Regions from separate parts of the Homo sapiens genome. Here region 1 is linked to region 2. The links are chromatin contacts, found by Hi-C in ENCODE. All regions are on one chromosome and are shown on one strand. Each heading gives the region's core, a stretch centred on a gene start or an enhancer-like site at or near the end of the contact. The rest is flanking DNA. Distances are from core to core; before and after follow the strand shown. Region 1 holds the start of PARD3B (par-3 family cell polarity regulator beta). Region 2 has its middle 170 kb from the start of ICOS.

Region 1 (4,693 bases), core at 564-3,063, 440 kb after region 2:
AGGAGGAGCTATTCATGACCCAAGCAGAAGAAAATGAGTCTGGAGCAACTGTAAAGCAAAAAGCCACGATGCAGGAAGGATGGCAACATGCAAAGTTATTTCATCAGTGGAAAATCTTTGCTCTGTACCATTCTATAGGTCCATGAAATACCGAATATTAAAAGTGAGGGCCACACATTAATGCACGGCATCAGTATCTATTTGTTTGTTTGATTCACTCATTGGTACTTCTCATGTAAGAAACAGCACAGCAGTTACGATGAAGACTCTGGAATCAGATGACCTGGGTTTTAAGCCAGCCTCTGCTACTTTCTAAGAATGAGATTTTAACTAAATCATTTAACTTCCTTTGGCCTCAGCTCCTCATCTCTAAAAAGAGGATAAAGTGTCTCCTTTGAAGAGAGCTGGCCTGAGAATGGAGACCACACTGAGGAACAGATAGAGCTAAGAGCTGGACAGAGCTAGCTGGCCCCTGAGGACATAGTTTGAGTTCCTGCTTTCAACCTTGCCTCAATGGAGTGCCCTCTGGATCTTCTGATTTTATGAGGTGATCAATTCTGTCTTTGGTTTATTTAAATGTAAATTAGTTTGTATTGGATTTACAACCAAATTACAATGGACTTGGTTTACGTGATCCTCTTGGTTTGCCACTGACTTTCTATACATAGAAGACAACCAATATATACTTACTGAATGTATGAATGAGCTAAAATTTATTTTTTTAAAAAACCTCTTGAAACCCATGAATTTAATCTCCTCTGCATTATCATACCATCCTAGGCAATTCACGTTCAATTTAAGTGTGTCCACATAGGAGCACATCCTTCTGTAGAGAAACACATGATGCAGCCCTGAGGGTCTTGCTGGATGAACTGGATGGCTAAGAAAACTGCAGGGAGAGACCAGAGATTGAGCTCAGAAGACCTGAGTTCTTTTCAACAGAACTAACACCATGGTCTGCTCAGTCTCTTGACCTCTCCGAGCACCATTCTTGATGCACAAGATGCGAAGAATAATATCTACCTACCGGGTAGTTGTTAAGCTCAAAGGAGCTCATTTACATGAGAGCTAAGAATGAAACTAACGTAATTTGTTGGTTTCCCCCACATATTCCCATTTCAATTGGTGATGGATACACACCTGCCAAATCATGAGCCTAAGGGTGTTAACTTTTTTTTTTCCTAATAAAATGCACAACGGTAGTCGCATTCCAGAAGGCTATGTGTCAACACACGCGATCATATCTGGGTCTTGGGTGTGACCTTTGGCCAAATACTCAGTGTCCTCGAGGGTCTGTAAAAGGAAAAGTTTCCACTGGCGCGTTCTCTCCAAGGTTCGCTTCAGCTCTGCTATCCCAGGGCTCCTGATGGCAGCGGCACGGGCTGTGCTTAAGGCGAGTTCCTAACAGGCCCTCGGGGCACTCCTGCATCTCCGCACCCGGCAGCCTCGCCCCTTGGGTGTTTTTGGTGGGCGTGACTAGAAGCACCTGCTCCTGGGCTCCTTTTGCATCTTGCTGCAGTCCCCTCCTGTGAAGGGCGCAGCTCTGCAGTCTCCTCGCTCTTCCCTCGGGTGTTCTTTCTGAGATCCGGTTTCAATCCTCGAGCGTGTAGCCCTCAGGTCCCCTTACAACTCCCCAGAGCTCCGTGTGCATGCGTGCGAGAGGGAGAGAGCCAGGGAGAGACCCAGGTGACGAGACGAGGCTCCCGGGCTCCAGTTACTGGCCCGCAGGGCCGGGGCACGTCGTCGCCCAGCGTGCGGCGGGGCCCGGGAGCGCCGCGGCCCCTTTAAGAGCCGGGCCCAGGCCGTCGCCGGGACCGCAGGAGCCCAGAGCGCGGGCGCCGCAGAGGAGTTGGGAGCCGGCGCAAAAGTTTCCTCCCAACTCTGGCCCCGTGCGCCGCCGCCGCCGCCGCCCACTCCAGCCCCCGGCTTGGGGCCGGCCCTGCCAACGCCGCCAGGGCCAGGGCCAGGGCCAGGACCAGCGACAGGGCAGGGCCGGCAGTTTCGCTTTGGTGGGCGCGGAGCAGCCGCCTGGGCCGGGCAGGAGTAGGAGCGGGAGGAGGAGGAGGAGGAGCCGGTGCCGCGGAGCTGCCGCGTCCCGGGCCGCCGGGCACCTGGGAGGTAACCCCTTTCCGCGGCCGCCCCTCCCCGATTCCCGCCACCTGCCGCCTGGCCAGGTGGAAGGGGCGCTGCCGCGAGCCTCCGGGCCTCAGGGTGTTCCGGGGAGCGGCGCCCCGGGTCTCTGGGCCCACCCGCCCCGGGCGTCCTCCGAGAGTGGGGGCTGCGCCCGCGGGGTCAGACACCTGTTCGGCCCGGCCCGGCGTGGTCGCCGGGGGCCAGGATGAAAGTGACCGTGTGCTTCGGCAGGACGGGCATCGTGGTGCCCTGCAAGGAGGGCCAGCTGCGCGTCGGCGAGCTCACCCAGCAGGCGCTGCAGCGGTACCTGAAGACCCGGGAGAAGGTGAGCGCGGCGCGGAGGAGTGGGGCGCGGCTGCAGCCAAGGCACCTGCCAGGTGCGACCCGGTGGCGACACTCAGGGGATGCAGAAAACCCAGGGGATTATGGGGCACTGCCTGTAGCTGCAGCTGTTGTCTATTGCTAATATCAGTGATGTGGGTGTCTTTGGGTGTTTGTGGGCCTTGAGCTCCGAGGGTCGTGAGTGGACCTGCAGCATTGGAATCTCTTGGGAGCTTCTTAGAACTGCCCAATATGGGCAGTTCTCCAAACCCACCGACTCAGGATCTGCTCTTTAACGAGATCCCCAGGTGATTGGAATGCCCACTGAAGTTTGAGAACCACTGGTTTAGAACTTGTTTGAGGGAACGTCTTAAAAGGTGCTGCTCACCTAAGTGTGATTTTTGACCCATTAAGGCCCGCCTCACTTAGGCTCCTTGGAGTTAGAAAGTTGATTGTGCAAGTGACACATACTCGGAAGTTACAACTGATGGGGCCTTTGGAGTTTCAGCCTTGTGAGCTGCCCTGTCTCAGTGACTTGGGCAGGAACACAGGTGGGAGCATGCTGTTTGCTTAGCCAACCTGTCTACATTTTGAGTGTTTTCAGTTTAATGTCACAGATTCTATGACCATTTACTATGTGTGTGGGCTGTTGTCAGGTCCTGAGTGACTATTAAAATGAGAAAGACGTTCCTAGCTCTGTAGCTGAAGTCAGGAACAAGTATAAATTAAGTGACAATTTTTTTTAAGTGTGCAATACATGTTGAGAAAATATCTGGCACTAGAACTTATGCCAAGTATTTGGGTAACATTGGGCCTCTGGGACTTCCTCAGTGAAACTTTTAAAGGAAGGCATTGAATAACCTTTTAATTTTTTGAATCTTCACATGGAACATTTTGTATGTCCCAAATGCTCCTCAAACAGGGCAAGTCACAAATTCTTGTTTTAGCGGCCAATGGTTCTCTTAATATTTGGTCTCGTGCCATGTGACTAAAATAGTGGGTTGGTCAATCTAGTGATGGAAAAACGTAAGTTTTAATTTCTTTTAACTTCTTATCGGTTATCCAAAGCATAAAAGTAATTGTTTCTTACAAGTGTATAGCTTAGGGGTTTAAGAAAATACTTGCACCTTCTTTGCCTCCATGAAGAATTATTATACAGAAAAAAAATTCAGCTCTGGACAGATACATGTGCATATTGCTTTGGATACTCAAGAACTGGAGGAGAGTACAATGAAAGGTCTATTAATATATTAAATATAACCCCTAAAGATGAACTCTTTACTGATGGAATTGAGGTGGAGGAGGGAAAAAATTAAAGTGGTTTATAAAGCTGTGTGAAAATCAACTGCAATGTTATGTGTGTGTGTGCACGTGCATATGTGTTTGCCATTGTTAAAATAGTGTTTGCTGTTTAAATCATGTAATTCAGTTAACTGATGTTTAAACAAGTAACCAATTGTCTATTAAATCATATTTCACTAACTTTTGAAAGTGAGCTAAGATTAATAGTAACAACATTACTCCAGACAGATTATTGAAATAGATCTCATTGAGGGATTGTCTTACCAAATTGAAGTTACTTTTTAACTATTAAATAATTTATGCCCTCAAATCTTGTATATTTAGAAGTTTAGTACAGGGGGCTATCCAAGTAAGAGATAAACTACAAGCTTGTAAATAACATGAAGAGAACTAACCAGCTGATATTTAATTCACTATAATTTGATCTTAAAAGGTGTTAAAATATTGACATTCTGGAATGGAAACGTAACTTATAATATCACAGAACAATGTAGTTGCATTGATCAGTTTACTATTATTACCAGACTTATATTTTTCTGTTTACATTTATATATTAGTGAATGTGACATTTAAAGGTCACCTGCAGCATATAAATCCTTCCTCTTATTTTCACTTTTAAAATTTCATTTTAAGAAGTAGTAGGTGATGATTTTTCCCCTCCCCAAGTATTCTTCTCCCATAGTTTTATTTTAAATAATATTGTAATCATAACAAGATTTAACGAATATTAAATCGTATTCATAATGGCACTAAAAGGTCAATAAATACCCTAACAAATTCCATGCTTTTATTCATTTTTTTTAAATGAGAAAAGGCCAGAAATGTCAAAATTCAATTTGAAAAACAATGTGTAGTAAATTCACTTTCTGTAAATCAGTGAATTTCTGCACTTCGTAATAATAATCACACTAACATGTAACATGTATTGTGCTTATTC
Region 2 (4,688 bases), core at 1,192-3,691:
ACCCTCTTCAGAGTCTCCCCAGTATCTGCCAAGTTTCCAGACAAAGTCACAATCACAAGGGCATACTCTGAAGAGGCTGTTTATTCGGTACAGATCTTGTGTATTTTTAATCACAACAATTTTCCTTTTATAAAGAAATCTCATTTGACCTCTAAATAGGCCATCATACATTTTATATTTTCTCTGAATTTCTTCTTGGGTTGGGATCCGAATAGTTTTCATCAAGGGTGGATTGCAGTCTTCCTAGGTACATCTTTTTTTTTTTTTTTTTTTTTTTTCAGAAGAGGGTTTACTAATTTTATCAGGTTCTTAAAGAGGTCTGGGAACAAAATAAGGTTTAGGATTATTGGTTTTCCAGTCTCTAATTCTTACCTGTTACCTCTAAGTCCACTCACTATCTTGATCCTTAACTGCTTCCCCTCTTGGAAGCATCTTTGGTCCTTATAGGTTAGTACAGGTTTTTTTCTAGATTTCTGATCACCACCAATCAGAAAATATTTATAAATTATATGCTGAAAGATCTGCAGAATCTTGCAAGCTTTAAAGACTATAGAATGAAATACTCAAATGCTGTATTCTTTTCTCATGTCTGATGAAGATACCTGTGCCATGTATTTTTTAAAATCAAAGTTAAGCCTGCGCAGTTGGGTTCAGTTTAGCTACATGAATTGTTCTAACCCTCATGTTGAAGTCAAATGGTTTCTTCAATGCATTTTTTTTCTGATAAAGAATAAAATAGTGTATATTTTGTAATACCTAGAAAAGAAGTTTTAAAATGTTCTCAACACAAAGAAATGATAAAAATTTAAGGTTTAGATATCCTAAATGCCCTGATTTGATCATTACACATTGTATACATGTATGAAAGTATCACATGTACACCAAAAATATGTACAATTATTATTTATCAATTAAAAATATTTTTTAAGAAGGCAATGAGGTCTTCTTATTTTTCCTTGTAGCCTCAGTATTGACTATGACCACTGAGAAAGCCAAAATCCCCACTCATTCACGGAATGTGGGGGTGGGACCAACCCCCCGAGAATTTCCCTAATCTTCCTCCAGGTGTCAGCACAGGCCCACTCATCTTCCCTCCCACCCCACCCCCTCCTGTCCATTCATAAAGTGGAGGGTGATTTGTGGTCTGCCTCACTGTGATTGTAGAGGAAAACAGCCATCTTTGCTTGTCTCTGCACTAGATTTGTTTTTCTAATTTCTTTTTACTTGAAGGTTTACCAGCTGCTTTATTACCAGAGCGAGGCTTCCTTGCAGTCTCTTTTCTTTTTCCTCTCCCCCTCTGTTCCCCTCCTTTTTGTTCCTAGAGACAATCAGTGTCTCTGGTCCCAGCTGCCACTGCTGATTTTTCATTACAGTTTAATTTAAAACTGGGATTGGAATGGAAATGTCTTTTTGCCATTTGGGGTTTGTGAGGCCTGTGGTTTTATTGCCAAAGGCACAAATGTTAGTTACTACTGTTTTTCCAGAGTTTGCTGGGGAGGGTGAAGGGGTATAGGAGAGTAGGAGGGAAGAAAGACAGACTGACCTAGTGGAAGTGGGAGGGAAACTGGAGGGGGAAATCCCTCTTTCGGAAGGCAACTTTATTCTGCGAATTGTTTTGTTTGATGTTTTGAAGAATACGAGTTGGGTCACGAGGAGGGAGAAATGGCGTAGGATCTCCCCAAATGTGTATTTATGTAGGCTAAATATTTGTCAGCCCTGGAAATGAGATGGCTGAGGGAGGGACGATCACACAGACACAATTTGGAACTAGCACCAATGTAGAGAAAATGGTTTTCTTTTTAAGTAATAGTAACGTCTGTGGCTGATTCACTTGACCACAGCCGTAAATGGGAATACCCAAGGAAGGACTAAACGGTATCTAACCTCAGAGGAAACAAGCTCTACATGTTTCTATGCTCTCACCTAAAAGGAGACATCAGGCATCTATCTGCACTAGCTTCTGTGTTCTCTCTCCTTTTATATTTCTTGGACTCAAGTCCTAGGATTTATTTACAAGCCTCCCTCCAGTCGTATCCCAGTCCAGCTACACAATTAATGTTTCCTATAATCTCTTAGAAGGTTCTTAGTGAATGATTGTTTTGATCAGATTAAAACTAAACAGTCTGCTAAAATTGATGATGTTTTTACCTATCTAAGTGTAAAATTAAGAAGGAAGGACATTCTTATTTGAAAGTAATCATGCAGCAGGCGGTGGAGAGAAGCTGAGGCATTTGCACACCTTGATTTCAATATTTAGCACTGACATTGGAGGCAGTTGTTTCCTGGTTGGGGAGGAATCTACAGAAACCGGAATGTCTTATCTGTCTTGCTAAAAACAATTACTGTCTCTCCTCCCAGCAAGAATCCCGCTCCTCCTGGATACACCAGTTTTGGATGTCAAACCGAATGCTCCATTATCTCTACAGATCGCGCTGACTCTTCACACTGTGGAACATTTCAACCTCCTCTCCAACTGGCCTCAGGCGGCTGTCGGACTGGTGAACTTGTCTGGGGTAAACACATCTCCCTGTCACAGAGCAGCCCAAAGACTCAGCGTGCTTTGCGGGTGCTTAAGGCCTTGTGCTGCCAGTCTGCACATTTTGTGTGCTCTTGGTTAATCGGGACATTTTATCCAAAAGCACATTTCGGCCAGGCTTCCTCTCCTGCAGACTCACCCCCATCCACTCCTTCCCCACCTGTCTAGGGTGTTCTGTTTCCCTGCTGCAGGGCGGAGGGCAGCGGTCCAGGAGCCCCACAATCATCCCCAGTTTCCAAAACTGTTGTGGTTGCCTTTGCAGTTCACACGGACATTCTAGTGGTTGGAATTTGCTCACAGAAGACATTCTACTAATAACAGGGGAGATAGTTCTCATTTGTCTAGTTCAGAGTTCATAGCACACAAAGGGGGAAAGAAAATAATAATAATGGAAACCGTTTTAACCCCACCAGCTGCCCCGCCTCCATCACAACAACAGAAACAAGAACAACAACGACAACTCCCTCACCCTGTGCCCTGTGTGGTTAACTCCAACACAACCACAGCCCCCGTGCCGGAAGCTGTGTGTGGCTGAACGTCCCGATGTGATACTGAAATATGTGTAGAGGAAATGCCTCTTCTGACCCCTCAGTGAAGCTTGAAACTTGAAGGAGCTGATTGACATTTGAAGAAAGCAGCTATTTTTGTGTGTGTGCAATTTTCCCGGATGAAGAAAATTGTCCAGCTCTCCCTCTCCGTTGCTCAGCCCTCCCCCAGAGGCTACATCTCATACCAAGCAGTGGGCTCTAAGGGCAGGTCTGCTTGTGCTGTGAGGACACAGGTGACGTCTTTAAGGACCTTCTTTCCTGCTCCAGTATACCACATGTTGTGGTCAGCTCCCTGTAAGGCAGATATTGCAGCCACCTTTTCTTTCCAGGTTTACCAAAATAAATGCAGGGGGAACTATGGATGGAGCATTTTTTGCCCTGTTTGACAGGAAAGTGGCTGTTTGATCTTCCTTTGTGCTATAGGAATCTTCAGAAATCTCTTGGAAAATCTCATAAACCTATGTTAGTGGCCACATATGGGATCCATTAACTCCTCATTTCTGCTTGTTCTTAGCAAATTTTTGTCTGGTGACAACATAAAAACTTTGGATTGTTTTTGTTTTGCTTCACACCAGAGAGAACTCTGTTGACTGGCTTTAGTTTTGAGAAAATATTCAGCAAAAAGCAGACCGGGTTTGGAGTGAAATAACTAATTCTAAGTAAAGCTTGGTGGAACATTTGGTTCATGAGGAAGTAGGGGGACATTTTTCTTCTTTGGGTTTCAGGGGGATTCCAGAGTTGCCAGTGTTCTGGGAAGACGTCTCCTTTTCTGATGAAATTGAATAAGAAATCCGGGCTTTCTTCCTATCTCCAACTATGTGTATGGTGTGATTTTGGAATAGTGGAGTGGTCTCTCTTAGTTTCTCAATGTTTGTTTTCTAAATAGAGGACAAAGCAGCAACATACTCTTTTGCAAGACACGCCAATATCCTTAGATAAAAAGGTGTTAAATAATGACATCATACCAGTATTTGGAACTAAAATTACTCGTGTATGACAAAAACCAGATTGGAGGATGTTAACTCAAAGTAGACAGAGAGAAATTTAGAAGAAAATTGGCTTTTATTTTTCTGTTTTAAGTAATTAATAAATGAAACACAACAATCTGCGCTTTCACCCACAGGCAGCATCAGGGGACATCAAACATTGCCTTTGAAGTGGGCCCCCAGTAGGGAGGACCCCACTGTTCAGGCTACTTTATAGTGGTAATATACTGTCTGGAAAAAACAGATGCCAAGAAATTGTGCAGATTGTATCTCTGAGCATCTGAAACCCTAAAACTTCAGGGGGCCAAGGAAGGTCCCAGCCCTTTGATTTTTTTTCTCTTAAAAAAAAAAATTGGCCTAAAGTATTAAATTGAAACAGGCACTTCATTTCTTTCCTTCATTTCTCCCTTCACCTCAGGAGACCTACGTTAAATTCCACTTAGATCACAGCTAGATGTGGGTTTGATGGTCTCAAGCCACCTTTTAACTGTACGTTCATCCCATAAATAGAAGACGAATAAAGATGTCAAACTTCATCCATATGATATTCTGACACACGTGGCTCTCTCTGTTAAAGAGGAGCTCAGATGAAGATGGGCTACAATGGATTCTACAGAG

What was found. A loop is a pair of places that touch in the nucleus more often than their neighbours do. Pooled maps may share reads with other maps.
Region 1: a pooled map shows a loop between it and region 2 (3-fold over the local background). The contact joins the promoter of PARD3B here to the enhancer-like site in region 2. A Hi-C loop is called at or near these places in 1 of 168 maps with a recorded cell type or tissue (endothelial cell of umbilical vein) and 8 of 50 pooled maps.

Annotation. Positions count from the first base shown.
Region 1 is chr2:204,543,662-204,548,354 of GRCh38, forward strand. PARD3B (par-3 family cell polarity regulator beta) reads left to right here and starts at 1,814. Exons shown (of 23, transcript NM_001302769.2): 1 at 1,814-2,458. The coding sequence starts at 2,339. RefSeq lists a silencer at 1,801-1,850.
Region 2 is chr2:204,107,381-204,112,068 of GRCh38, forward strand. No RefSeq gene overlaps it. Among named protein-coding and RNA genes, the nearest start is that of ICOS, 170 kb to the left of the region's middle. Within about 2 kb of position 2,442, at least 13 of the 41 ENCODE cell types and tissues checked have a DNase peak (open chromatin) inside an H3K27ac peak, as active enhancers do; they include endothelial cell of umbilical vein, where a contact is called at or near this core.